3 separate regions of the Homo sapiens genome follow, and all the other regions are linked to region 2. Evidence: chromatin contacts called from ENCODE Hi-C or POLR2A ChIA-PET data. All regions are on one chromosome and are shown on one strand. The core of a region is the stretch at or near the end of the contact, and the rest is flanking DNA. Distances in the headings are between cores, read along the strand shown. Region 1 holds the start of PEMT (phosphatidylethanolamine N-methyltransferase). Region 2 holds the start of PRPSAP2 (phosphoribosyl pyrophosphate synthetase associated protein 2). Region 3 holds the start of MPRIP (myosin phosphatase Rho interacting protein).

Region 1 (2,871 bases), core at 223-2,722, 1.3 Mb before region 2:
TAAAGTAATAGTCTTCTTCCTGTCCTCTGCTGAGCACCCATCTGGCCAACGGTCCTGCGCTCCCTCAGGGCCAGCGGCCCATCTCCTCCTGTGCCTCCTGGAGGGCTTCGCAACTGCCTCCCTCCTCTGGGGAATCTTGCCCCACTGACTGACCTTTCGGCTCTCAGATCCCAGGTCCCTCCCTCGCAGATACGGCAACAGGCTCTCTTGGGATTTCAATCCCGCCTTCCCATCAGCTACTCTTCAAAACACTAACTGGTATTAGCTCCTTCAGAGAACTCTCTGGCTTTCCAGGCCTACAATCTCCCTCCCTAGAATGAAAGCTCAGTGACAGAAGTGCCCTTAAACTTCTGAGTGACACGAGGCCCTCAGCCGGCCCTGAATCAATACTGGCTGGATCAGTGAGTGAATAAATGCACATGTGAGTAAGGAATGAAGGGAGCGAAAGAACTGGATTAGAAGCTGCTTGGGGCAGAGATGTGCCTTACAGGCTTCATGAAGAGTGGGTGATGAAAAAGGTAAATGGAGCATCTAAGAGGAAGCTTTGATAGAAGGGAGAATGCAAGAGAGGTTGGAAATTGGAATCCATTGGAATTGGGAGCCTGGGGAGATGCCAGGACAGGCACTCTCTGGCCTAGGACTCTGCAGAGGGCAGCCTCAGCAGGCAAGCCAGGCCCCCAGCTTCTGGGGCCGGTCGCACCCATTATGGCCCCGAAACGGCTGGGTGGTGGTCTGCAGCCTGCCCAGGGCCGGCTGGGAGACAGGCAGGGTCCCCACCACTCTCTTGCCTCTGGGCAAAAGCTGGCCTCCTGACCCTGGGGGATGGACGGGAGCAGGGGCCACACAACACACTCCCAAACATATAATCGGCCTCCTTCACCCTCGCCCACGCTCAGTCACACACAGCCTCGGTCATACACACTCACACTCACTCTCCGGCACACTCTCAGAGCATCACATAATTTCAGTGAGACACAATCCCAAAGACTAACACGGACAACCTCTGAGTCTCACACAATCTCAGGGCCACACACAGGCACACAATCAGACGAGCTCAGGAACGCCCCCGTCTCTGACACACGCAATCTGAGGTTTACACGCGCGCGCACACGCACACACACAGACACCAGCCGGCGCTCCCGCACGCGGCTCCCCCACCCCCGCCACGCCACGCCCCCATTGCCTGGGAACTGGCGGCCCCGCCCCGCAGCGTTTGAGGCGCCGCAAGCCTTCACGCCCCTCGGGCCTTGCAGATCCCTCTCCCAGTTTCCGCGGCGGTCCGGTGCGGTCAGTACCTGTCTAAAATCAATATTGCCGAGGCCTCCGCAGCAGTCAGGCCCTGCCACCGAGCTGTTCGTTACCTCGGCTCCCGGGTTCCCAGATCTCTTCATCCGGGGGCCGCCTCAGGAGGCACCACGCGGGCCCCGCTGCAGCCACGCGCCCCCGGAACCGGACCTATAGAGCCGGGTAAGTGCCGCCAGTCGGGGCGCTTTCCCGGTGACCCCCAACATATTCCGGCCTTCTGGGAAATGTAGTTCCCCGTCACCGCGAAGTGCCTCTTTATCTGGGGGCTCGCGACAGCGTCTAGAGGAGCCGAGAACTACAAGTCCCAGTGTGTTTCGCCGCAGAGCCTGCCGGTTCCGCTGCAGCTACGTAGCAGTATCCCCTTGGATCCGGCCTCCCGCCCAGTGCCTTTGGTCGCCGGCTGCCGCACCCGAGCCTGTAACTGACCTGGCGTCCCTGCCCTTGCCTGGCGGCGGTGGGGCTAGAGGCCGGGGGCCGCGGGTCGTAGCTATAAGCAGCTTCCCGCGCAGCCTCCTGCGGACTTGGACTTGGCCCGGGTCACACACGCCCAGGGCCCCACACGCCCAGGGCCCCACGCCCTCTTCTGAAATTCGCTTTACTCTGGGGGCGGTGCGCGACGAGCACTGCCTAGAGCTTCCCGCCCCCGCGGCGCCCAGGCTCTTTAGCTCGGCCAAAGACCCCTCCTCCACTCATTTTTTCCTTCATTCATTCTCTCATTCACTCTCGAGTATTTTCTGAACCAGACTGTGCGCTGAGGGTACGGTAGGGAACAACACAGAGTCCCCCGCCCTCGCTTCCTCCTGACTGAGATAAAAGACAAAATGTGAATAAAGGGTTATAATATGGATGAGTACTGTGGTGGAAAAAACGGGGTGGGTCAAATGGTACGGAAGGATGCTGTCTTAGAATGTGCAGGGGAGGTGCCAGATGTGCCAAGTGTGAGGGCAGGGCAAACAAGGCAAGACGAATGGTATGTACAAAGGCCTGGAGACAGGACGGGCACCTAAGGAACAGAGAAAAGACCGGTGAGCTGTGGAGTAGTGATGGAGGGGGTCAAATGGAGAAGAGTTTAGACGATCGGGTCCCAGAAGAACCCCTTTTGTAGGCCGGGTGTGGTGGCTCATGCCTGTAATCCCAGCACTTTGGGAGGCCGAGGTGGGCGGATCACCAGAGGTCGGCAGTTCGAGACCAGCGTGACTAACACGGTGAAACCCCGTCTCTATTAAAAATACAAAAAATAGCCGGGTGTGGTGCGCGCACCTGTAATCCCAGCTACTCAGGAGGCTGAGGCAGGAGAATCGCTTGAACCCAGGAGGTGGAGGTTGCAGTGAGCGGAGATGGTGCCATTGCATGCCAGCCTGCGCGACAGAGCGAGACTCCCTCTCAAAAAAGAAAAAAGCCCTTTTGTAGCCAGGTGTTATGTAATATGGGGAAATAGACTGAGAGGTTCCAAGATTTGCTCAGTCACCCAGACTGCTGGGGGCCCAGACAGGACTTCTGCAGTCAGCTGCTTCCTGCTCCAGATGGCCCGTTTCTCTCCACCTTGGCCCACAGCACCTACCAGTG
Region 2 (2,926 bases), core at 56-2,555:
AACAACACCTACCTTATGCTCTTGTGAGGATTAAATAAGTTACCGTTAATATATGTAAAGCACTTAAAAGAGGACCATGTGTTTGCTATTATTATGTTATACATACAATAAAGAGTAAACATTACCTAAGTTATAAAGAACTTAGGCAATGGATACCAAAAGTACTAATTCCTTTATAATAAAAGAAAAAAAGGCGACAAGGCAAATAACGATAATAACTGATAATGGCTGGGCGCGATGGCTCACGCCTGTAACCCCAGGACTTTAGGAGGCGGAGGCGGGCGGATCACTTGAGGTCAGGAGTTTGAGAACAGCCTGGCCAACATGGTGAAACCCTGTCTCTACTAAAAATACAAAAAATTAGTCGGGCGTGGTGGCGCACACCTGTAATCCCAGCTACTCGGGAGGCTGAGACAGGAGAATCGCTTGAACCCGGGAGACGAAGTTTGCAGTGAGCTGAGATCGCGCCGATGCACTCTAGCCTGGACAACAGAGCGAAACTCCGTCTCAAAACAAAAAACTAACAAACGAACAAAAAACTGATCATTTATTATACACCCAGAACTGTGCTTTTAGCACAGTTTTGTTTTGTTTTGTTTTGTTTTTGAGATGGACTCTTGCTCTGTCACCCAGGCTGGAGAGCAGTGGCGCGATCTCGGCTCACTGCAACCTCTGCCTCCCGGGTTCAAGCGATTCTCCTGCCTCAGCCTCCTGAGTAGCTGGGATTACAGGCGCGCACCACCACGCCTGGCTAATTTTTTTTTTTTGTATTTTTAGTAGAGATGGGGGTTTCACCATGTTGGTCAGGCTGGTCTCGAACTCCTGACCTCGTGATCCGCCCGCCTCAGCCTCGCAAAGTGCTGGAATTACAGGCGTGAACCACCGCGTCTGGCCGTATTGTCTCATTTAATCCTCACAACAGTCTTATGGAATGGGTGCTGCTATCTTTGTTTTTCAGATGAGGAAACAAGCTCAGAGGGTTGAAATGACTTGTCCAAGGTTACAGGCCAGTGGAGGCTTGAACCCAGGTATTTGTAATTCCAAATGTCATACTCTGTCCACATTCATTCCTTGTAACCTGCCTGGGCTGTCACAGTTGGTGTGGGGCTAGCAGCTCCCCAGGGACCAAAACAGGCGCATCCCCGCCCACCGCCCCGCCCATCGTGCCAGCCCGACTCCACCCCTGTGGCTACACCCACTGCCCCGCGCCTTACCCACTGGTGGGCCACGCCCACAGCCCCCAGCTAGGTGCCTCCGCTGTCCGGGCTCTAGTCCCGCCCTCGCCCCTCCCCGCCCACCGGCCTCGCAGTCACCGCGGACGCCAATCTTGTGCATGGAGTCGCCATTTTGCTCCTAGAGAGGCCGCCAGGAGACCCGGCGCTTTCTTCCTTCTGCAGCTGAGGCTGCGGCGGGGCCGGGGCTGGGGTCGGGGCCAGGTAGGCGGGCGGGAGCCAGTGGCGAGCGGCAGCGAGGGCTGGCTGGCTCCGGCATTGCGGGGCGCAGGTGCAAGGGGCGGGGAGCCCGCGGCGCCGGCAGGCGGACGGGTCGGGGTCCCTGGGTGGTGGCTGCTTGGGGGCTCACTGGGGCGATCTCGCGCCCGCGGCCCTTCCATTTTTCCCTCCCTTCTTCCTCTCCCGCCAGGGGTCGGCGGGGGCGGGGGACGGGCGTCCGGTGCCTGGGCTCTCTCCTCTCCCTGAGGCGCCGCTGGGGAGTCGAACCCTGATGATGGGACCTGTGGTGAGCAGCCCTGAAAGCAAGCCCAGACCCAGCCATTCTCCGTCCCTAAGCTGACACGGAGCCCCTGATTTTAATTTACCTGGCTTTGCTAGTTACGAATATATCTCTCACCTCCTAAAGGATGATTTTATCCAACTCAGAACTCACCCCAGCAGAGATTGAGGGGGAACCGTGATGAAATTTTTAAGTATTCTGCTTGATGATAATAATTTTTCTCTTATGTTAATGTTGGCTCCGTTTGGGTGTTTAGCTTTTGAAAGGAGTATGAAAATGCGGAATGGGGCTTTGGGGCTTGAGGTGTGATCTCTAGTGTTTAAAAAATTTAATTGCACAAATAGAAATAATTCACCCACATTATTGAACCCCACTAAAGCATATCCTTTTTGTCCATATTCCTTTCCTGCTGCCCTCGTGTGTACCATTATTACTCAGTTGTGATTTGAGCTCGTTCCACTTAAAGTCATTCATAGATACTTTTGCGTCGTGTTGAATATTTATTGAATTTCTATTCTGTGTTTTACTTAATTACTTTATTATGGAACCTTTACACAGGTCTGGTGTACTTGTTCTTTGAAAAGTCTTATGTTGACCACCATCACTGAGCATATAGCTTTTTCCTTATTTCCTTGGGATAATTACCCGAAGTGGAAATACCGAATCAAACTTCTGTTTTCTTTCTTTGGCACTATTATATAAATTGTTTTCCAAACAAGGCATGTTTACAATAGACATTTTTCAAAATCTGGGTATTTGTCCTATTTTGCTCTCTGTATGCAGAATTCAGCGGGGTGCCAAGTCGTTTTCTGTGTGGGTTGAGAGACAGGCTGTGCAGCCCACTGTTGCATAGGACTAACTACTACAAATCATGCTGAGACCGAGCTATTTTTGCTGCTTAGAGGCTTTGCAGCCTTGAGTAAGTTTCTTCATCTGGAAACCTAGCTTCCCTGTCTAAAATGGGTCTCATTCTAGTGCTTGCTTCACTGGGTTGTCATAAGCATTGTGAACACTCAGATGTTAGGCATGAGTTAACATTGTGTTGGAGAGATAAGCAGAGCCTGGGATCATACAGGAGTGGAAGAGTAATTCGGTTTAGAATTTGCCCTTCAAATTCTCATCAATATTGATATTAAAAACAGATTTCCTTGGAGTGAGGCACATCACTAATAAACATACATAATAAGTTTTTTTA
Region 3 (3,078 bases), core at 1-2,500, 1.8 Mb before region 2:
ACCAGATGATCCGTGGAAAAGTACACAGCTCTGGAAGCATTTGCTACTTCTCCTCCTAAAACCTCCTCCATTCCCTGAGCGACAGCTGCTGTGGCTGCCACTACCACATGCTCCAATGTCACCTCCTCCGTGAAGGCTGGGTTAGCTCACCCCCCTGTTTAAAGACTCACCATGACTCCCAGCTGCCAGTGGGATGACATGTGCACGCCTGGGCTTGGAATACAAGGCCTGGGTGATAGAGCCCTCTTCCAATCCCTCTTGCTCCTTCTTCCCCTATCTCCACTTCCAGCCACACTCAACCCTCTCACTGTCCACTTAAACTTCCCCTCCTCCTTGAAGCCACCCGAATTTTTCTAAAGAGCGCATTTCTCCCCTCTCTGGGCTCCTGCAACCTTCTGCCTGAGCCTTTGACAGCCTTTTCCAGGTTGTCTTTTGGCCAGGAGGCTGGACAATGGAGGACGGGAGTGACAGCTCGGCCCCTTCCTAGCAGAGTGATCCTACACAAATTACTCCAGGTGTCTGACCCTTCATTTCCTCAAGCACATCATGGGGGAAAGAATGCCTAGCTCAGCACCTGGCAGAGAGTCAGCCTTCGCTCATCTCCCCTAATGGAGCTGACAGCTCTTCAAGTCCGCTGACATCTTCTCTTAGTCATCCCTTGAAATACTACCCGCTGTTACTTCTCTGCTCCTCAGTCTCCTCCTATGTAAAATGGGGATGAGAAAGGAGAGGTTGCGAACCTTTAATGAGCGAGCCCTTGGAGTATCCAGCCCTTCCCGACGCTAACTGACTCCTACGAGGGGGCCTGGTACACAGTAGGTGCTAAACTAATCCTCTCCGAGCTGGGCTTGGGGAAGATGCCTCCGTTGGGTGTACAGCGTGGGCGCGGGAAGGCGAGCCTGGGAGCGAGGGGGTTGCAGAGAGGCAGCCTGAGGTCGGCTCCGCCTTCCCCCGCATCCCCCGCCCGGGCCCTGCAGCTGTCAGCCCGGCCGGCCTCGGCGCCAGTCCACCAAACCTGAACGTCCCATGCCGGCGCCCCCACCTTCCCGGCCTGCACAACTTACCTTGCGCTCGGCGGCCCTCGGTCCCGCCCCCGACTGCCATTGGCCCAGAGGTTCCTTTGTTAGCGAGAGCGCGCCAACCCCATTGGCCGGTGGGGCTGCCGATCGCGTCGGGCGCGGCCCCGCCCCGTACGCCCCGGCACCTCCCCGCGCCCGGCCGCCCGCCCGCCCGCCCGCCCGCCCGCCCCCGTAGTGCGTGAGGCGCTCCGGTCCCATTTGCAGCGGCCGCGGGGCGCCGAGGGCAGCTGCGGCGGCGCGGACGAGCCGGGACGGCGGCGACCGGAGCCTGAGAGGCGGGCCGCAGCGGGAAGCAGCGGGCCCGAGGCCGCGTCCATGGGCCCGCGGCGGCCGGGCGGCGGCGGTGCGGGCGGGAGCTGGGCGTCGCGCGCGCTGTGAGGCCCGGGCGGCTCAGGAGCCTCGGCGCGTGCAGCGAACCGCCCGCCGGGAAGGAGGCCGGGCCGGGCCTGCGGCGGGGCCGGCGAGGGATGCGGCGCGGCCGCGCTGAGCCCCTAGCCCGCCGGGAGCGCCAGGCCGGCCAGGCCTGCGCCGCCGCCGCCGCCGCCGTCGCCGCCGCGCCGACCATGTCGGCAGCCAAGGAGAACCCGTGCAGGAAATTCCAGGCCAACATCTTCAACAAGAGCAAGTGTCAGAACTGCTTCAAGCCCCGCGAGTCGCATCTGCTCAACGACGAGGACCTGACGCAGGTGAGCGACTGGGGCCGGCCCGGACACCTCCGTTCTGGGAGCCGCGGGTCGGCGGCCGGGGCGCCGCCAAGGGCTGCAGGGAAAATAAAAATGGAGCAGGGAAATGCGCGAGTCCTGGGGCATGGGGACGGGGACGGGAAGTGCATTGACAGAGCTGGGACAAAGGGAAAATCCTCGAGTATGCCGAAAAATAACATCCTTTCCCGTTCCCATTGCCCGGCTGTGTGATTCATGCTTTTTGGGTGACTCAAAAGTGCCTGGTTTCGCTTAGTAGGAACAAAGCGCTTAGGGATTGCATGCCGCTTGACGGGACCCCCCTGAGATTCTGGCTTGGGACTGGACTTGGATTTGTCCAGCCAGAGTGGCCCAGGGGTCGGATTGTTGGGGAGGACTGTGGGCTTCCGTCTAGTGGGACGCAGCCTGCCCCGATTCTGAATCATCGTCACTGTCAAGCACTGGAGAGAGGTGAAGGGGTGTCCAAATCTGGCGAGGAGGGTCTTGTTCTTGAACTTAGTTTGGCAGGCCGTAGTTTAGCGGGGAGCTGGGACCAGTTCCCTGGTCACTGGCCGAGGGGTGAGGAGACCTGTGGGTCCTCGGGAAAGTTGATTTCTGTCTCCCAGCCTTAACTGTCAAACAGGGCTTTGAACTAGTTATGACTCCCAAACGTGCATTAGAGTCATAGCCATTAAACACAGAGTTCTGGGGCCCCCGCCCTGGAGTGACTGGGGAGATGGGGAATTTGTATTGATGAAAGGCTCCAAGAGGCTTGGCTGCAGCCCCCATGGCCCTTGGGAACCCCTGCAGTGATTGCTGTTTGAACTCCTAGTGTTCCAGGATTCCGAGCCTTGTGTGCACCTCCTTGGGATGTGCCTCGGTACCCTCCCCACGGCCATCATCTCCATCCTCTTCAGAGCTTTCTCTCAGCCTCCTGAATGAAGCCAGGGGAAGTCCCTTCACATTCCAGTCCAGTGTGACCTAGTTGTAGCCACTCCTGTCGCAGAAGAACCCCTTAGACTGAAAACGAGTGAACGGGCCTGGTTGTTTTTAATGCCACTTCAGTGCACCCAGGGTTTGACTTGTTTACATGGCCGACTGGAGTAGGGTGGTGGGGCAGGGGTTACGGCCTGGGGCACGGGGCCTTTCTCTGAGGTCAGGTTTCCAACTGCCAGGAAAAGATTCCTTTCATCTAAACCCCAAAAGCTTAACGAAACACTCAAGGCTGCAAAGTCATAGATGGTTAAGATACCAAGGGTTTTAAGGACGGTCAGCTTGGGACGGATAGAACTCATTTACCTCGGAGGGTGTTTTGGAGT

What was found. A loop is a pair of places that touch in the nucleus more often than their neighbours do. ChIA-PET counts read pairs that join two places held with the same protein, here RNA polymerase II (POLR2A). Pooled maps may share reads with other maps.
Region 1: a map of naive thymus-derived CD4-positive, alpha-beta T cell shows a loop between it and region 2 (9-fold over the local background). The contact joins the promoter of PEMT here to the promoter of PRPSAP2 in region 2. A Hi-C loop is called at or near these places in 1 of 168 maps with a recorded cell type or tissue (naive thymus-derived CD4-positive, alpha-beta T cell) and 6 of 50 pooled maps. POLR2A ChIA-PET finds 5 or more read pairs at or near these places in 1 of 52 experiments (HEK293T).
Region 3: a loop to region 2 is called in a pooled map, with 12 times the contacts of the local background. The contact joins the promoter of MPRIP here to the promoter of PRPSAP2 in region 2. A Hi-C loop is called at or near these places in 6 of 50 pooled maps.

What each region holds. Positions count from the first base shown.
Region 1 is chr17:17,590,236-17,593,106 of GRCh38, forward strand. PEMT (phosphatidylethanolamine N-methyltransferase) reads right to left here and starts at 1,473. Exons shown (of 7, transcript NM_148172.3): 1 at 1,296-1,473. The coding sequence starts at 1,391. RefSeq lists enhancers at 918-1,659, 1,225-1,614.
Region 2 is chr17:18,856,826-18,859,751 of GRCh38, forward strand. PRPSAP2 (phosphoribosyl pyrophosphate synthetase associated protein 2) reads left to right here and starts at 1,306. Exons shown (of 12, transcript NM_002767.4): 1 at 1,306-1,436. RefSeq lists an enhancer at 1,085-1,657 and a silencer at 1,404-1,763.
Region 3 is chr17:17,041,207-17,044,284 of GRCh38, forward strand. MPRIP (myosin phosphatase Rho interacting protein) reads left to right here and starts at 1,251. Exons shown (of 24, transcript NM_001364716.4): 1 at 1,251-1,765. The coding sequence starts at 1,643. LOC124903938 (a long non-coding RNA gene) reads right to left here and starts at 1,119. Exons shown (of 3, transcript XR_007065644.1): 1 at 1,065-1,119; 2 at 575-702. RefSeq lists silencers at 816-1,275, 2,949-3,078 and an enhancer at 1,938-3,078.